Linked DNA regions of Homo sapiens: region 1 is linked to region 2. A link is an interaction called in ENCODE POLR2A ChIA-PET data of the cell type or tissue named here. Cell type or tissue: Panc1. All regions are shown on one strand. Each heading gives the region's core, and the rest is flanking DNA. Links, peaks and the distances in the headings are about the cores only.

What was found. ChIA-PET counts read pairs that join two places held together with the same protein. Peaks named below come from ENCODE experiments on the same cell type or tissue, not always from the same donor. Only the 100,000 strongest peaks of a DNase experiment are listed, where the experiment ranks them.
Region 1: POLR2A ChIA-PET joins it to region 2 with 9 read pairs; 6 of 35 experiments call an interaction of 5 or more read pairs at or near these places.

Annotation. Positions count from the first base shown.
Region 1 is chr1:150,057,114-150,065,614 of GRCh38, forward strand. It overlaps LOC124904413 (a long non-coding RNA gene), which reads left to right. Exons shown (of 3, transcript XR_007066598.1): 3 at 346-410. It also overlaps a transcript of OTUD7B not described here. Among named protein-coding and RNA genes, the nearest start is that of VPS45, 6.4 kb to the right of the region's middle. In Panc1, for the core only: no CTCF peak of the experiment used is centred there; a DNase peak (open chromatin) is centred at 4,684; H3K27ac peaks cover 892 bases.
Region 2 is chr1:150,110,908-150,119,408 of GRCh38, forward strand. The region is part of intron 14 of VPS45 (vacuolar protein sorting 45 homolog); the gene reads left to right. Among named protein-coding and RNA genes, the nearest start is that of PLEKHO1, 35 kb to the right of the region's middle. In Panc1, for the core only: no CTCF peak of the experiment used is centred there; no DNase peak of the experiment used is centred there.

The sequences.
Region 1 (8,501 bases), core at 190-8,189, 54 kb before region 2:
TTTTTGATATTTCTGCCAAAAATGCACAATCTCAATCTAATAATGAGAAAACATTAGATAAACCCATATTGACGGATATTCTACGAAACAACTGACCAGTGTGCTTAGAAAGAGTAATTTAGTTAATAGTATTTTACCAATGATAATTTCCCAGTTTTGGTCTTTGTACTATGGTTATGTAAGAAGTTAATATTGAAGGAAGTTTGGTAAAGAGTATAAGGGAACTCTCTATTTTTGCAACTTTTCTGTAAGTTTTAAATTTCAAAATAAGAAGTTGAAAAAGTAACAATTTTCTTAAAATCTATAATCCAAACCTTATTAATTTATCTTCCTCTTTATTCTCAGAGAGGCCAAATTGGTAAGTTCTCCCATGAGTTGACTAGTGTCACTGGCAGAGGAGCTAAGAATAGTTCTCCATGGGTCAACTGTCTTCTCCATATACTACATGCTTCTGTAAGGAGATTGGATGATGACGATACACAATAATCTTGTATTTGTAAGTAGTAAGAACAACTATTTTAAAATGAAAGGATTCAGTCTTTTCTCTTAGAGGTGTTCATTAGTTTTTAATCATGAAATAAAATTATTGCCCATGATTCTGAGGTTCTGTGTCTTGATACTCTAAAACATTATATACAGTGAAACAGCATTCTGTTAGGATTTGTCCAATAAAGTACTTTTCATTATCATAATGTTTTAAACATGTAGACTCAGTAATCCTTACTCTAAGAATGTAGAGATATGACTGTGCTAAGGCAATAAGTATGAATAAACAGAAATGTATAGCTAGCTAACATCACAGCTTAACTCAAAAGGTCTGAACCAAGCCTAAAGCAGAAAAGTATGACAAGTGAAAGCACTGCCCAAATGCCCTTGGAGCATAATTATGAGCCCATTTTAAGGGGCAAATACTAATAGAATTGGATGAAGGATTGTGGGACAGAAGATTTAGGGGTAAAGAATAGTATTAAAGCTCAACGGAAAGAGAACAAAAACTACTCAATCTCCTTGTATTCGCTCAGCCCCCAATAATCTTGACCCTCTACTGCTTTGCTACTCAAAATGTGGTCCATGGAACGCCAGCACCAACATCATCTGGAGCTAGTTAAAAACAAAGGATATAGGCTGGTGCCTTTAATCCCAGCACTTTGGGAGACCAAGGCGGGGCCAATCACTTGAGTCCAGGAGTTCGAGATCAGCCTGGGCAACATGGAAAAATCCTGTCTCTACAAAAAAATACAAATAAATTAATGGGCATGGTAGCACATCCCTGTACTCCCAGCTACTCAGGAGGCTGAGGGAGGAGGGTCACCTGAGACCAGGAGTTTGAGGTTGCAGTAAGCCGAGTTATGATTGTAGCACTGCACTCCAGCCTGGGTGACAGGCTGTTTATTTTTTGAGACTGGGTGACCCTGTCTTGAAAAATAAAAATAAGTAAATAAATTAAATAAATAAAAATACATGATGTAATAAGACCTCATCCCAGATCCATTGACTAAAAAATCTTCATTTTAGCAAGATCCACACTTGATGAATCCCCAGGAGATTTGTACATGCACATTAAAGTTTGATCAACATTTCCCAAACACATTGAGTTTTAAGGAAATAAACAATAAGATATGTCATACCACATTAATCTCCAAATTGGTGGTTTAAGTAGCTTGGTATTTCATTAGACAGCCTTTCAATCTCACTTTAGAAGAGAAAAGCACAATAAAACATCCAGTATAAAAGGTATTTTAGGTATTCTTTATGCTTATCTGTCAGAGACTAGTTAGGAAAAAATATTTCTTTTACAATAAATTTCTTATTTTATAATTTTCTTACAAAATATACCAAATCTGTGTTTTAAAGTAAATATATTATGTATTAGACATTTTTAAAGAATACTGACAAATTAAGGTACTGAATGCAAATATATACTTTCTTACTTTCTTTTCTTTTTTTTTTTTTTTTTTGTGACGGAGTCTTACTCTCTTGGCCAGGCTGGAGTGCAGTGGTGTGATCTCGGCTCACTGCAACCTCTGCCGCCCAGGTTCAAGCGATTCTTCTGCCTCAGCCTCCTGAGTAGCTGGGATTACAGGTGCCTGCCACCACACCTGGCTAATTTTTGTAGTTTTTACTAGAGACAGGGTTTCACCATCTTGGCCAGGCTGGTCTTGAACTCCTGACCTCGTGATCCACCCCCCCCCCCCCCGCCTCCCAAAATGCTGGGATTACAGACATGAGCCACCGCACCTGGCCACTTTTCATATTCTTTCTTTTTTTTTTTTGAGACAGAGTTTCACTCTTGTTGCCCAGGCTGGAGTGCAATGGCGCAATCTCGGCTCACCGCCTCCTCCTCCTCCCAGGTTCAATCGATTCTCCTGCCTCAGCCTCCCGAGTAGCTGGGATTACAGGCATGCGCCATCACACCCGGCTAATTTTGTATTTTTAGTAGAGACGGGGTTTTTCCATGTTGGTCAGGCTCGGTCTTAAACTCCCAACCTCAGATGATCTGCCCGCCTCAGCCTCCTAAAGTGCTGGGATTACAGGCACGAGCCACCATCATATTCTTTCTTTAATGCCCAGTCTAGGTAGGGAAGATTAACATTTACTAATATGTTCATTAAAATAAACATAAAACTCGGCTACTCTGGGCACACTGCCTATGGAGCAGCCTTGCTCTTCAAAGAGAGGGAAAAAAAGAAAGAAAAATTATTTTAAAATTATTTTAAAACATAAACATAAAACTTAATAACAATGTAAATACAAAATATTCAGCTAAAAGTTGGAAGGGTTCAGACCAATATGAATTACATGATCCATTACATCTGTTTGCCATTGCAAACAAACAAAAAAAACCAGCAGTCTTTTGATTTAGAATATTTTTAGTCATCTCAACCATTTCATGAAATAGAAGATAGTTTAAAAGAGAAAAAAAATCCAGGATAGAAGTAGGGCCATATGTTCCTATTTAATATTGGCATATAAAAGAGAAAATACAAGTAATATCAGCGTGACTCCTTCAGTGAGATTTCAATGCCTCATCTCACATATTTTCAGGCTATTAGGTGACATCTAGGGCTGAAGGATTTATTCACCAGTTAGCATCTGTTAGGTGATGAACTGTGTCCCTGCAAAATTCCTGTGTTGAAGTCCTGACCTTCAGTATCTCTGTATGGGATTGCATTTGGAGAAAGGGTCTTTAAAGAGGTAATTAAGGTTAAACGAGGTCATTAGGGTGGGCCCTAATATGATTGGTGTCCTTATGAGAAGAGATTAGGAGATTAGGACACAGACACCACATAGAGACCATGTGAAGACACAGGAGAAGACAGCCATCTATGAGAGGCCTCAGAAGAAACCAACCTTTGACACTTGACCTTAGACATCTAGCCACCAGAACTATTGAGGAAATACGTTTCTATTGTTTAAGCTACTGAGTCTGGGGGTACTTCGTTATTGCAGCCCTCTCAAACTTACATAGCATCTGACATACAAGATATGCAATAGGTATTTACTGAAGGAACGAAGGTTACAGTTTATCCAGCAATTAATTCTGCCCAAAGCTGAGGCTGAAGGTTGACTTTCCACCAGTAAAGTCAGATTAAATATTTATTATGCAGTAAGACAGGCAAAAAGCTATTATTAAATATGAGGAATATCCACATACCCTCTACCCATCTTAAGAAATGAAGCATCAGCATTATAGTTGAAGCACCTATGCTCTGGTTCCCAGTGGCATCCCACTTGCTCCCATGCTAGAAATAACCACTAATTGAATTTGGTTATCATTCTCGTGTAGGATTTATTTTTTCTCTTTTCTTTTCTTTTCTTTTTTTTCTGAGACCGGGTCTTGCTGTCCCCCAGGCTGGACTGCAGTGGAACGTTCATGGCTCACTGCAGCCTCAAGCTCATCGCACCCGGCTGACTAAAACAAAAAACAAAAAACAAAAAAAATTTTTTTTGTTTAATTTGTAGAGATGGTGTCTCCTTGTGTTGTCCTGGCTGGTCTCAAACTTCTGGCCTCCAACAATCCTCTTGCCTTGGCCCGCAAATGCTGGGATTATAGGCGTAAGCCACTGTGCCCAGCCACATGTAGCATTTCTTCATACACCTATCTATAGGTTTGTAGCCCTAAACAATATACTATTATTTTTTGCATGTTTTCAAATGTTATATAAATAATATCATACTCTACAAGGACTATGTATGTTGTTTCTATACCCCTACCATCTTTTTGAGAGTCAACCATATGGATGCCCTTAACTCTGGTTTATTTGTCTTAACTGCTAAATATGAATATAGTATTTTGTTATAAAATCATACCATGATTTATTTATTTATTCTTCTGTTGACGGACATTTAGGTTGTTTTCAACTTTTTTGCTATTATCAGCAATACTGTTAAGAACATTCTCATACGTGTCTCACATACATGTGAGAGTTCTCTAGGGCAACGATTTCCAATTCCTTTCATGACCGCACATAGGAAATCTTGGAAAAGCATATAGGTAAAAAAAAGGAGGCTGTTCATAGCCAGCAGTGACCTGCCCAGGGGCTCTGGCTGCCCCAAGACCTGCTTGGCTACTCCTAGCCTAATAACAAGTGTGGGGACAAGAGTGACTTTATTTTAAATGCTAATCTGCCACGTAACTTCTGACTAACCCCGAGTCTGGGAATGCCTCCAGAATGTCTAAATGATGTATTAGTCTTTATGTAAGAACTTCTATTCACTGTAAGTTTCCTCCTAAACCACACTTGATGCAATTGCAGAAATCATAGGCTGTGATGCCCACAGCCACCTACATACTCCTTCCAGATCACATATACTTTCCCTAAGATATAAGCCCTGGGTCTGGAAGGTTTCGATGCAGAGATCTACCTGTCATGCAGCTGCCCAGAACCATATTTCTGTCTGTACATTCCCCTAATAAATCACTCAAAACTGACAAACTGGATTTGTCTGCCTCCTTCTTTGCCTTCTCAGCTCCTTCAGCATTTGGGGGCCACTTTGCACATATGGCCCTTTCACGGAACAAAGAAAGGAAGCTTCCTTGGGAGTTTCCATGGAAGGAAGAGGGAAATATACCAAGGGGACGAATTTTTGAGTACAAGAGTATGTACAGTATATCTTTAGCTTTTTAATGTCCACATTGCTCTCCAAAATGTTATACCAATTTTTACACTTCTGCTGGCAATATATGAAGTGTTGTTCTACATTTTCACCAACACTTGGTATTATCAGACATTTTAATTTTTGGATATGAAATGGTAATTCCATTGTGACTTTAATTTGCATTTTTTAGATTACCATTGAGCATCTCTTCGAATGTTTACTAGTCATTTATTTCATTTTCAGCGAATTCCCTTTTCTAATCTTTTGCCAAGAAATTATGTCTTACTCTGAGCAACTGTTCTTTTCTACCTGTGTTAGCTAGGAATCTCTCTTAAACAAAAGCACATTCTATTTTATATATCAGAGCAACTTACAAAACTACCATAGTGCACAGTCTACATTTTGAAAGCTGCTAATCTATAAAATGGTCTAGAACTGATTAAAAAGTGAAGGGGGAAACCTGACATACATTTGTTTTCTTTTTCTTCTTCTTTCTTTTTTTTTTTTTTTTTTTTTGAGACGGAGTTTCACTCTTGTTGCCCAGGCTGGACTGCAATGGCGCGCGATCTCGGCTCACTGCAACCTCCACCTCCCGGGTTTAAGCGATTCTCCTGCCTCAGCCTCCTGAGTACCTGGGATTACAGGCATGCACCACCACGCCCGGCTAATTGTGTATTTTTAGTAGAATCAGAGTTTCACCATGTTGATCAGGCTGGTCTCAAACTCCTGACCTCAAGTGATCCACCCATCTCCGCCTCCCAAAGTGCTGGGATTACAGGCGTGACCCACCAAGGCTGGCCCTGACTTATACTTATAACAAGCTCAAATCACCAAAAATTTCACTCAGACTAGATCATTTCATCCTTGGGAATGCAAAGATCTTATTTAACTAAATTTTCAGTTACTCAGGTCTCTGAGTATATTACCTGTAGTTTCTGCAGATAGAAATGGTTCTAGGCTAGGCATGGTGGCTCATGCCTATAATCCCAGCACTTTGGGAGGCCAAGGCAGGCAGATCACTTGAGGCCAGGAGTTCGAGACCAGCCTGGCCAACATGGTGAAACCCTGCCTGTACTAAAAATACAAAAATTAGCCAGTTTGGTGGCGGGCACCTGTAGTGCCAGTTATTGAGGAGGCTGAGGCATGATAATCACTAGAACCCAGAGGCAGAGGTTGCAGTGAACCAAGATGGCACCACTGCACTCCAGCCTGGGTGACAGAGCAAGACCGTCTCAAAGAAAAAAAAAGAAATGTTTCTTGCTGTGGAGTGGTTGCAATACAGAAATCCAGTTTCTTTGGCCATCTCAAAATGCTACAAATGGTGAACTTATTTGTAATAAAAAGTATGAATTCAGGATCGTTATTTTAAAGGAGTCTGCACAGGATTTGATAGCTGGTTGGTAGTCATGCTACAAGCCAACTCAGCTATAATATTCTCACTGTGGCTATTATCAATTTACCTACTCAGAAAGGTGGAATCACTGAAATTATTGAATGTGCAGACAGAACTCTTCATGCAGATAATTTTTACTCAATGATTTAAAGCTATTAAATGCTTTTGCTACCATAAAGCTCAGCACATCACAGTTGGTGAACTGTGATGAAAATTTAACAAATTCTGTTTGATTTGAGGCTGCGTAGACACTAAGCCTCTGAAATCACTTGAAGCATATTTTTCCTAAGTTTTTTCTTCATAAAAATTGCATGTTTTACAAATTATGATGGAGCAGGTCAAATCTTCCCATTAGTATTTCTATTATTGTATAGTAATACAAGATCAAGTCTTAATGGAAATTATATTTAGAAGCTATGGATGACATTTTCTGAAATTGATTCTATGTTTAAATTTTCTTGTCAATGGGAAATACATATAACCATAAGTGAAAAATAAGCTAAAACATGTTTACCTTTTGATTTCTAATAATCGAAGCTGATATTTATTGAGCATTTACTATGCACCAGGCACTGTGTAAAATACTTTTTTGCACATTATTTCATTTAATTCTCACAAATTCATGAGGTAGGTTACGTTATTACCATTTATCTGATGAAGAAATGGTTAGAGAAATTAAGAACACTGCACAAATACTAGTTGTATGACACAAGTAATCCTTTCTTTCTTTCTCTTTCTTTCTTCTTTTCTCTCTTCTCTTCTCTTCTCTTTTTTCTTTTCTTTTCTTTCTGGCAGAGTCTCACTCTGTTGCCTGGAGTGCAGTGGCATGAACATGGCTCACTGCAGCCTCGATTTCCAGGGCTCAAGCAATCCTACCGCACGCTTCTCAAGTAGCTGGGACCACAGATGTACCCGCTACACCTAGCTAATTTTTAAATTTTGTGTAGAGACAAGGTTTAGCTATGTTGCCCAGGTTGGTCTCAAATTCCTGGGCTCAAGCAATCCTCCTGACTTAGCCTCCCAAAGTGCTAGGATTACAGGCATGAACCACTGTGCCTGGCCAATACTGCCATTCTTTATGCAAATATTTTTTTCAATTGTTATCAAGTAGGAAATCTAATTAACTTCAGTTTCATTGAATTTCATCTTTACTTCCTTCCTATCCATGGCTTATGAGAGAAGTGTTAACATGAAGCAACAAGGATTATAGTAAATAGAGAATTAATAATCTAAAATAACTGAGTTGGCCATATTGTTATTATAATTATGCTGAAGCTTATTTACATATTCTTTGTTTTGTGTTGAAGCCTTGAGCTCTGGTGGGGGAAAATCATGATTTTGATTAAACACAAAATGGGCAGTTAAACCTCTAAATAGTATACATGGAGAAAGCTGAAGTACATTTAATTATTTAGATAATCATTCCTGATTATTTAACTTACATATTTACAAGCCTAAATAAAATGTACAAATGTAAATAGTGCTTTTTTTTTTGGAGACAGGTCTCACTCTGTCACCCAGGCTGCAGTGCAGTGGCACACTGTAACCTCAACCTCCTGGGCTCAGGTGATCCTCCCATCTCAGCCTCCCAAGTAGCTGGGACTGGAGGCGCTGGCCACCATGCCCAACTAATTTTTTGTATTTTTTTGTACAGACAGAGTTTCATCATATTGTCTAAGCTGGTCTTGAACTTCTGGACTCAAACGATTGGCCTCGCCTTGGCCTTCCAAAGTGTTGGGATTACAGGAGTAAGCCACGTGCCTGACCAATACTGCATTTTTTGACTTCCTGTTTTCTATCCTTAAAGCACTGATTTCTTGGACCCAGTGAAAACAAATTTTTCAAGTTGAAGATTTTAAGTTAATGTAGTCATTCATATTTGAAGGATGTCATGATTTATTTTTTAAATTTAATGTCTTTACTATTGAAAATATTTCTTGTTATTATAGTTTACTTATACCCTAAATTAAAAATAAGTAGGCACTTCATATTCTGGATTTGCTGTCAC
Region 2 (8,501 bases), core at 294-8,293:
GAAACCCTTGGACCTAATTCATAAGGAAGGGGGAAAAATTAAAAATTGGGTTTTTTTTAAAGAGGGAGAAACCTAATAGCCACAGCTTAGACTTTGAAAATACTTAAACATAATGGTATTGAAGTCTGTGAGTTTTTCTATTTTGTTGATTAACTTTATTCACTTAGCAAGTATTCAGTAAGAATACAAAGATGAATAATCTAAAGATCCTACCTCAAGTTATTGTCTATTAGGAAAGAACATTTAAAAATAAGAAAACAAGTGCCCAGAGAGGCAGATAAAAGGGCCAAGGATTCTCAGAGTGACTAAGGGAAATTAGCAAATGTTTCACATAGAAGATAGTATATTAGCTGAGCCTTGGGTGAAAATGGACATATGGAGGGAGAGCACATTCTAGGTAGAGTTAACCACGTGAACAAGTTATAAAAGCTGTAGGCAACATACATACACAAAGAACAGCAAATAGTTGACTAGCTGGAATGTGTGTAATAAAGTGAAAGGATGATTGAATGCCATCATTGTGGAAGGCCTTGAGTGCCAGGCTTGGGAATTTCTACTTTTTTACATAGAAAATGGGGAATTATTGAAAGTAGTGATTACAAGAAACTCACGGTGTTTTAGGAGGATTAATTTGGCAGCTAAAGGTAGAAGAGGAAAAGACTGGAGAACCGTGACATGATTGTTGAATCTAAAGATTGGGGACCCTGAGAGATCCATGCTGAGCCATGTATTCTAGATAATTGGGAGTCATTAAAAGTATTTGTATACTTTTTAATTTTGTATGATTATTTGGTTTTTAATATAACTTTTCTCCTTTATTATGGAAGTAATATATGCATATTCTGAATATTTTTAATTCAGAAAGTACAAGGAGAAAAAACGTTTCCATAATCTAACCACTGTTACGTTTTAGTGTTTTCAGGCCTTTTTTTAAGCCTGTATAGACGTTTGTATGAGTGTGTGGGCAGAAAGGGATCTCATCGTACATTCTGTGTTTTAACTTTCATTTTGCAGTCTGATGTAAACGTCTTCTAGTGTTAAATATATAATCATTCATTCATTAAACAAATATTTACTGGATAAGATTTCTTGGGTTTGAATCCTGATTTCCCTCTTACTATTTTTGTAAACTTGGGCCAATTACTAACCTCTTTGTTAGTGTCCAGAACTCACTGGCTATTTATATATTTCTTTTGTGAATTGCTAGTTCATATTCTTTGCCCATTCCACAATTGAAGTATTCCTTTTTTTCTTAATAATTTTTTTAATTCTATTTATATAAATAAGGTTATTGGCCATTTGTCTAGTATTTATTTTGCAAATCTTTTTCCTCTATATTTTTGTTTTATACTATTCACAGTGTTTTGTTGTATAAAAGTTTTGTTGTTATTACTTTAATTTTATATGGTCACAGTTACCTGTGATTTCTGCCTTTGGTGTCATGCCTAGAAAGTTATTTCCTACACAAGATTATATAAATACTAAGATGCATTTTAAAAATTATTTTTAGGATACATATTTAACATGATATCTTTACAGTCTATCAGAATTTTAGTTTTGTGTAAACTGTGCTGTAGGGTTTCCTTTTATAACTTCTACAGAAATATTACAGTGAGAAATATTACAGTGAGGGGCTTTTTTCTTCTTGACACCAAATACACCATGTCTTTCCCAACACCATTTTTCCAATTCTCCAGACACCAACTGGATATTTAGCAATTTGATTCAATTCTGACACGATCTACCTGGAGTTAGCATCTCATCTCAAAGTTAAAAGGGCTTAACCCCACAAGACCACCCCTACTTCAGATGCCAGTCACAAGTTCCAGACCACCCGTATTTCGGGAGTGACTGGTTGTAAATCAGGGGTTCCCATGACCCCTTCCTCAGGTTTGATAATTTACTAGAACAGTTCACACAACTCAGGAAACCACTTTACTGCATTTGCCAGTTATTACAAAGGATACAACTCAGGAACAGCCAAATGTAAGAGATGCATAGGGCAAGGTATAGGGGTGGGGTGTGGAGTCTCCATGCCTGCTCTAGGAACACCCACCCCACCCCAGCACCTTGATACGTTCACCAACCCACAAACTCTTCGAACACTATTGGGTAGGGGTTTTTATGGAGGTTTCGTTATGTGGGCATGCTTGATTAAATCATTAGCCCCTGGTGATTGATTCAGGCTCCAACTGTTTTCCCCACCCTGGAGGTTCAGGGGTGGGACTGAAAATTCAAAGTTTCTTATTAAGGCTTGGCCTTTCCGGCAACTAGCCCTCATCCTGAAGCTATCTAGAGGCCCACCAAGAGTCATCTCATTGAAACAAAAGACACTCCCGTCACCCTCAGTACTCAGAAAATTCTTAGGGAATTAGGAGCTCTGTGCCAAGAATGGGGACAAAGACCAAATATCTTTCTGTGATACCACATACATACACTTACACACAGTTATTTCATTATGTACGGAAAAGTATATAAATGATAAACAGCTCAGTAAAACATTGCAAAGTGAATATATCTATGAGATGACCTCTGAGTGTAATGATCAAGAAATAGCACATTGCCAGCACCCCCAGCAGCCTTTCTTATTCCTCATGCTCCCTCCTTGTCACAAATCCGTGCAAAGTATTCATTATTATGACTTCTGTCACCGTAGATTAGTTTTACCTGTTCTTAAAAGATATTTTTTGAATAAAAGAAGAAATAAGCCAGGCGTGGTGGCTCCCACCTGTAATCCCAGCACTTTGGGAGGCCAAGGTGGGTAGATCATTTGAGGTCAGGAGTTTGAGACCAGCCTGGCCAACATGGTGAAACCCCGTCTCTACTAAAAATACAAAAATTAGCCAGGCGTGGTGGCAGGCGCCTGTAGTCCCAGCTACTCAGGAGGCTGAGGCAGGAGAATGCTTGAACCTGGGAGGTAGAGGTTGCAGTGAGCCGAAATCATGCCACTGCATTCCAGCCTGGGTGACAGAGAGAGACTCTGTCTCAAAGAAAAAAAGAAGAAGAAGAAGAAGAAATAAAGGCTACACTTAATCTATTTCTGCCTTTCTCACAAATAATATAAGAATATTAAAATGTTTTAACTGTAATCACTTTCCTCCCAATTTGTACACTATCATTGTCCAGTGTTTTGGTTTTACCTTTTTAAATTCCCAAATTAATCATTATTTTCAGTAGTTAATGTTTATCTATATTTACTCACATATTTGCCCCCTTTTCCCCCTCCACTTTGTTTCTTTCCTCCTGGCTCTTTCTTCAATCCAATTTTCTTCTAACTAAAGAACACTCTTGCCTGAATCCCATGCCTGTACTCCCAGCGCTTTGGGAGGCCGAGGTGGGCAGATCACTTGAGGTCAGGAATTCAAGACCAGCCTGGCCAACATGGTGAAATCCCATCTCTCCTGAAAAATGCAACAATTAGCCAGGCGTGGTGGCACATGCCTGTAATCCCAGCTACTCAGGAGGCTGGAGAATTGCTTGAACCGGGGAGGTGGAGGTTGCAGTGAGCCAAGATCGAGTCACTGCACTCCAGCCTGGGCAACAGAGCAAAACACCATCTCAAAAAAAAAAAAAAAAATTATTGGCCAGTAGTTTAGGAGGCCATGGCGGGAGGATCATTTGAGCTCAGAAGTTTAAGACCAAACCTGAGCAATATAGAGTGACTCTGTTTCTAAAAAAAAAAAAAAGGTAAAATTAGCTGGGCATGGACTAGGCATGGTGGCTCACACCTGTAATCCCAGCACTTTGGGAGGCCAAGGCAGGCGGATTGCTTGAGCCCAGGAATTCAAGAGGAGTTCAAGGAGTTCAGGCTGGGCAACATGGTGAAACTTTGTCTCTACAAAAAAACACAAAAATTAGCTGGGCATGGTAGCATGTGTCTGTGGTCCCAGCTACTTGGGAGGCTGAGGTGGGAAGATCACAAGCCTGGGAGATTGAGGCTGCAGTGAGCCGTGATCATGTCACCACCCCCCAGCCTATCTGAACAAGACCCTGTCTTAAAAAAAAAAAAAAACTTTAGTATTTTTTTCAGCTATTGTTCATTTTGATGCCTTTGTCTAAAAGTGTCTTAATTCAGCCAAGTTTAGAATTTCAGGTTGATAATTTTCACTTACTTAAAAGTAAGACAACAATGGAATGCTGTATTACTTGGTATGAAAAAGTCATGTTTGGCATAATTTCTGGAAATTTTACAGTCATTATTTCTTTGACTGTTGCTTCTCTTTCATCTCCTGTTGTCTATCCTTCTGGAATTACTGTGAGATATATGTTAAACCTTCATCTATTCTTCAGGTCTCTTAATCTCTCATTTATGTTATCCATCTGCTATCTGTCTGTGCTGTCTTCTGTATAATTTTTTCAGATCAGTGTTCCAGTTTAGTAATTCTTTCTTCAGCTATATCTAATCTATGTTTAATTTGTCTACTAAGTCCACTAATATTATATTTTTATGCTCACGAGTTCTATTTTGCTTCTTTTTCAAATTTGCCTGATGTTTTTGTTAGTATCCTCTTTTTTTCTCATGTTTTCAAATCCTTTATTTTTCCTAAACCACATTAACTCTATAATCTGAAGTATGTGTAGGTCTAATTCTGCTGTTATATCTGCTAACATTAACTCATGATGAAGCATTTCTGCATGTGTTCTGTGATTTTGACTTATGAGTTATCTTAAGAAGGATTTTATCTATAGCACCCGTGAGGAGCTGACATTCAAGATACATCTCTCTTGCATATTCTTCTTTCATTTTTGCTAGGTACCCCAAGAGCATTGTCAGTCTGGAATCATTTTTATGTTAGTTGCTATACATAAGGGTTCCTGAACCTTGCAAAGCATATCTCCTTGTGCAGATAGATTTTTTTAGTCCACTTTTTCAGTGAGGGTCTCTATATTACATGGAAATCTCAATTTTGATTTATTTTCTTACCGAGGCCTAAGCCTTCTTTCCTGACCCTCTGTGGCTACTAAAACACAGTGCCCTTGTTTAATAACACTGGCACACACCTATTAGATAGTTGTAGCATCAGTTTATACTTATCAAGCTAAGTTTTGGTTCCCTTTTTGTGCTGACCCTTAGCAATTCCTCTCACTTTCCAAAGAAGTTAGATATTCATTTAAAAGAATGTTTGTCATTTTTTATCCTGCATTTGTATGTGTTTTATTACAAGATAATTTTCACCTTATATAATCTCCCTTAATTCTAGAAATGGAAGTGTCAGTGTGGTTATGATCTTGGGAGTGGATAAAATGGTAGTGACATTATAGAAACTCCATTTTGAACATCAGTAGATGATATGATTTGGAAGGATAGCCATGCATCCTAAAATGTCAAACTGAGGGTTTTGTACCTAATTCAAGGGCACCTCTTGAATATTTTTGAGCACAGAAGTGACATAATATTATTAGAGCTATTTTTTCAAGTGTCTCCCTTTGCTGCTAATAAAGCAATAATAGTTCATACTTATTGAGTAGATACTGTATGCTAGGCACTGTACTGAAAGTACTTTAAATCTATTAATTCATTGAATCCTCACATAAAGTTTGTACTATTATTATCTTTATATATGGAAACTGAGGCACAGAGAGATTAACTTATTCAAGTAAACATGACTAGTAAGAGATGGAGCTAGTATTGGAAGCCAGAACCCATGCTTTTAACCACTATGCATTTCCTTCCTCAGTATTACTTGAATGCCTAATGCTGCATTATTCTCTAAATAATATTTAATAATTTAGGGTGCAGAAGGTTTTATTACTTGATGGTAGCCATATGGGATTTTGTCTTCTTGATCCAAATGAGTTATTTCATGAATGTTTAGTTAATCATATGCTTTTAAATAGGCTTCCATATCAGAATTCAAAAAGATGATTTGACCCTTAAGTGATTCCTCTGAGAGTTAATATTTCTCACTATTTGTAGCCTTATGGCCAGGGACTAAGAATTGTAGCATCATCCCTTTAATCTGAAATATCAGCAGGTTAAAATTAAACATATATATCTCCATTTAAAAAAATAGGCCAGGTGCAGTGGATCACACCTGTAATCCTAGCACTTTAGGAGGCCGAGGCAGGCGGATCATGAGGTCAGAAGATCGAGACCATCCTGGCTATCACAGTGAAACCCCATCTCTACTAAAAATACAAAAATTAGCTGGGCGTGGTGGCGTGCACCTGTAGTCCCAGCTACTCAGGAGGCTGAGGCAGGAGAATCACTTGAACCTGGGAAGCAGAGGTTGCAGTGAGCCGAGACTGTGCCACTGCACTCCAGCCTGGGCTACAGAGGGCGACTCCGTCTCAAAAAATAATAAAATAATAATAATAATAATAAGTAGGGGGGCCAGGCATGGTGGGTCATGCCTGTAATCCCAGCACTTTGGGAGGCCAAGGTGGGCGGATCACCTGAGGTCATGAGTTTGAGAGGAGCCTGGCCAACATGGGGAAACCCCATCTCTACTAAAAATACAAAAATTAGCCAGGCATGGTGACAGGCACCTATAGTCCCAGCTACTCAGGAGGCTGAGGCAGGAGAATCGTTTGAACCTGGGAGGCGGAGGTTGCAGTGAGCCGAGATCGCACCACTGCACTCCAGCCTGGGCAGCAAGAGTGAGACTCTGTCTCAAAAATAAATAAATAAATAAATAAGTAAAAATAAAAAATTAAAAATAAGTTGGGGGCCAGGCATCGTGGCTCAGGCCTGTAATCCCAGCACTTTGGGAGACCGAAGTGGGCAGATTGCTTGAACTCAGGAGTTTGAGACCAGCCTGCGCAATGTGGCGAAACTCCATCTCTACCAAAAATACAAAAAAGTAGCCAGGTGTGGTGGCGCCACCTGTGGTCTCAGGTACTTGGGAGGCTGAGGCAGGAGAATCGCTTGAGTCCGGGAGGCGGAGGCTGTAGTAAGCTGAGATCGTACCACTGCACTCCAGCCTGGGTGACAGAGCAAGACCCTGTCTCAAAATAAATAATATAAGTTGGATTTAGATAGAAAGATAGATTAGTAAAGATTTTTTATATGTCTTTGTAATTTAGTCATAGTACATACAAAAATACATGTTTTAGATGTGTTTGACTAATTAATAGTGCTATGGGCTGGGCACGGTGGCTCACGCCTGTAATCTCAGCATTTTGAGCACTGTGGAAGGCCAAGGCAGGCATATCACTTGAGGCCAGGAGTTCGAGACCAGCCTGCCCAACATGGTGAAACCTCGTCTCCACTAAAAAATACAAAAATTAGTTGGGTGTGATGGTGTGTGCCTGTAATCCCAGCTACTCGGGAGGCTGAGGCACGAGAATCACTTGAACCCAGGAGACAGAGTTTGCAGTGAGCTGAGATGGCACCATTGCACTCCAGCCTGGGTGACAGGGCAAGACCCTGTCTCAAAAAAAAAAAAAAAAAGGTACTATGAATAAAACTTCATTTTCTGTTCAAAAAAGTAGAAAAAAGAAAAAAAAATGAAACATCTAGGGTTTTCCTTAAATTAGTGTTCAAGTTCCTGACAAATGACCTTTTGTTTTTTTGGGGACGGAGTCTTGCTCTGTCGCCCAGGCTGGAGTGCAGTGGTTTGATCTCAGCTCACTGCAACCTCTGCCTCCCGGATTCAAGCAATTCTCCTGCCTCAGCCTCCAGAGTAGCTGGCACTACAGGCGTGCACCACCACACCTGGCTAATTTTTGTATTTTTGGTAGAGACGGGGTTTCACCATGTTGGCCAGGCTGGTCTCGAACTCTGGACCTCAAGTGATCCACCTGCCTTGGCCTCCCAAAGTGCTGGGATTACAAGAGTGAGCCACCGCACCCGGCCTCAACAAATCATCCTTATATAAAATTAAGAAGGTAAGGCAGTCCTGCGAAGGCCTTATGCTAGATTCTTCCAGCTATTGTCAGCGTTGGTATCTCTGTGTGACCTAATAGCATGCTAAGCAGTACACTGTATTACATTTGAGCAGATATCTTAGCAATAAAGATTCAATAAAATTTTGGACAGAATTGTTCACTGGCTTCCTGACCAAAGAAACTTTTGCAAAGAGGGAGTTGCTATGGCAATCACCAAACAGGAAAAAATATTAGTTGATTTTTGCAACACATAAATGATTCAATATCAAGTGTTTATAGTTTACTTTTGTAAATAGATAGCCCTAGCCAATAAGTAAATAGTGAAATTTATCATACCAGTAAGAAGATTATGGAATTTATATTTCAGAGGCCAGTTATTGTGAAGGCTTAAGTAACTGAAAGCAATAGTTTCACCTTTGAATGGAAAGGCTCAATTTTCATGATGAATGTAGGATACCTTGGGTATTACTAACATATTTAGTAAGTTTACAACTCTTAATACATATTGGAATCTTAGACTCTCAGTAATGGAAAGGCTAATATTTTTTAAAAATCAGTTTTATACCTGGATATAGTAGGGCTGCAGTGAACTAGCAATAATATGATATGGAGGAGAAAACATTGAATAATTTGTTTCTGTGAATTATTAGGGTTTAATTTTGTAGGAGTTT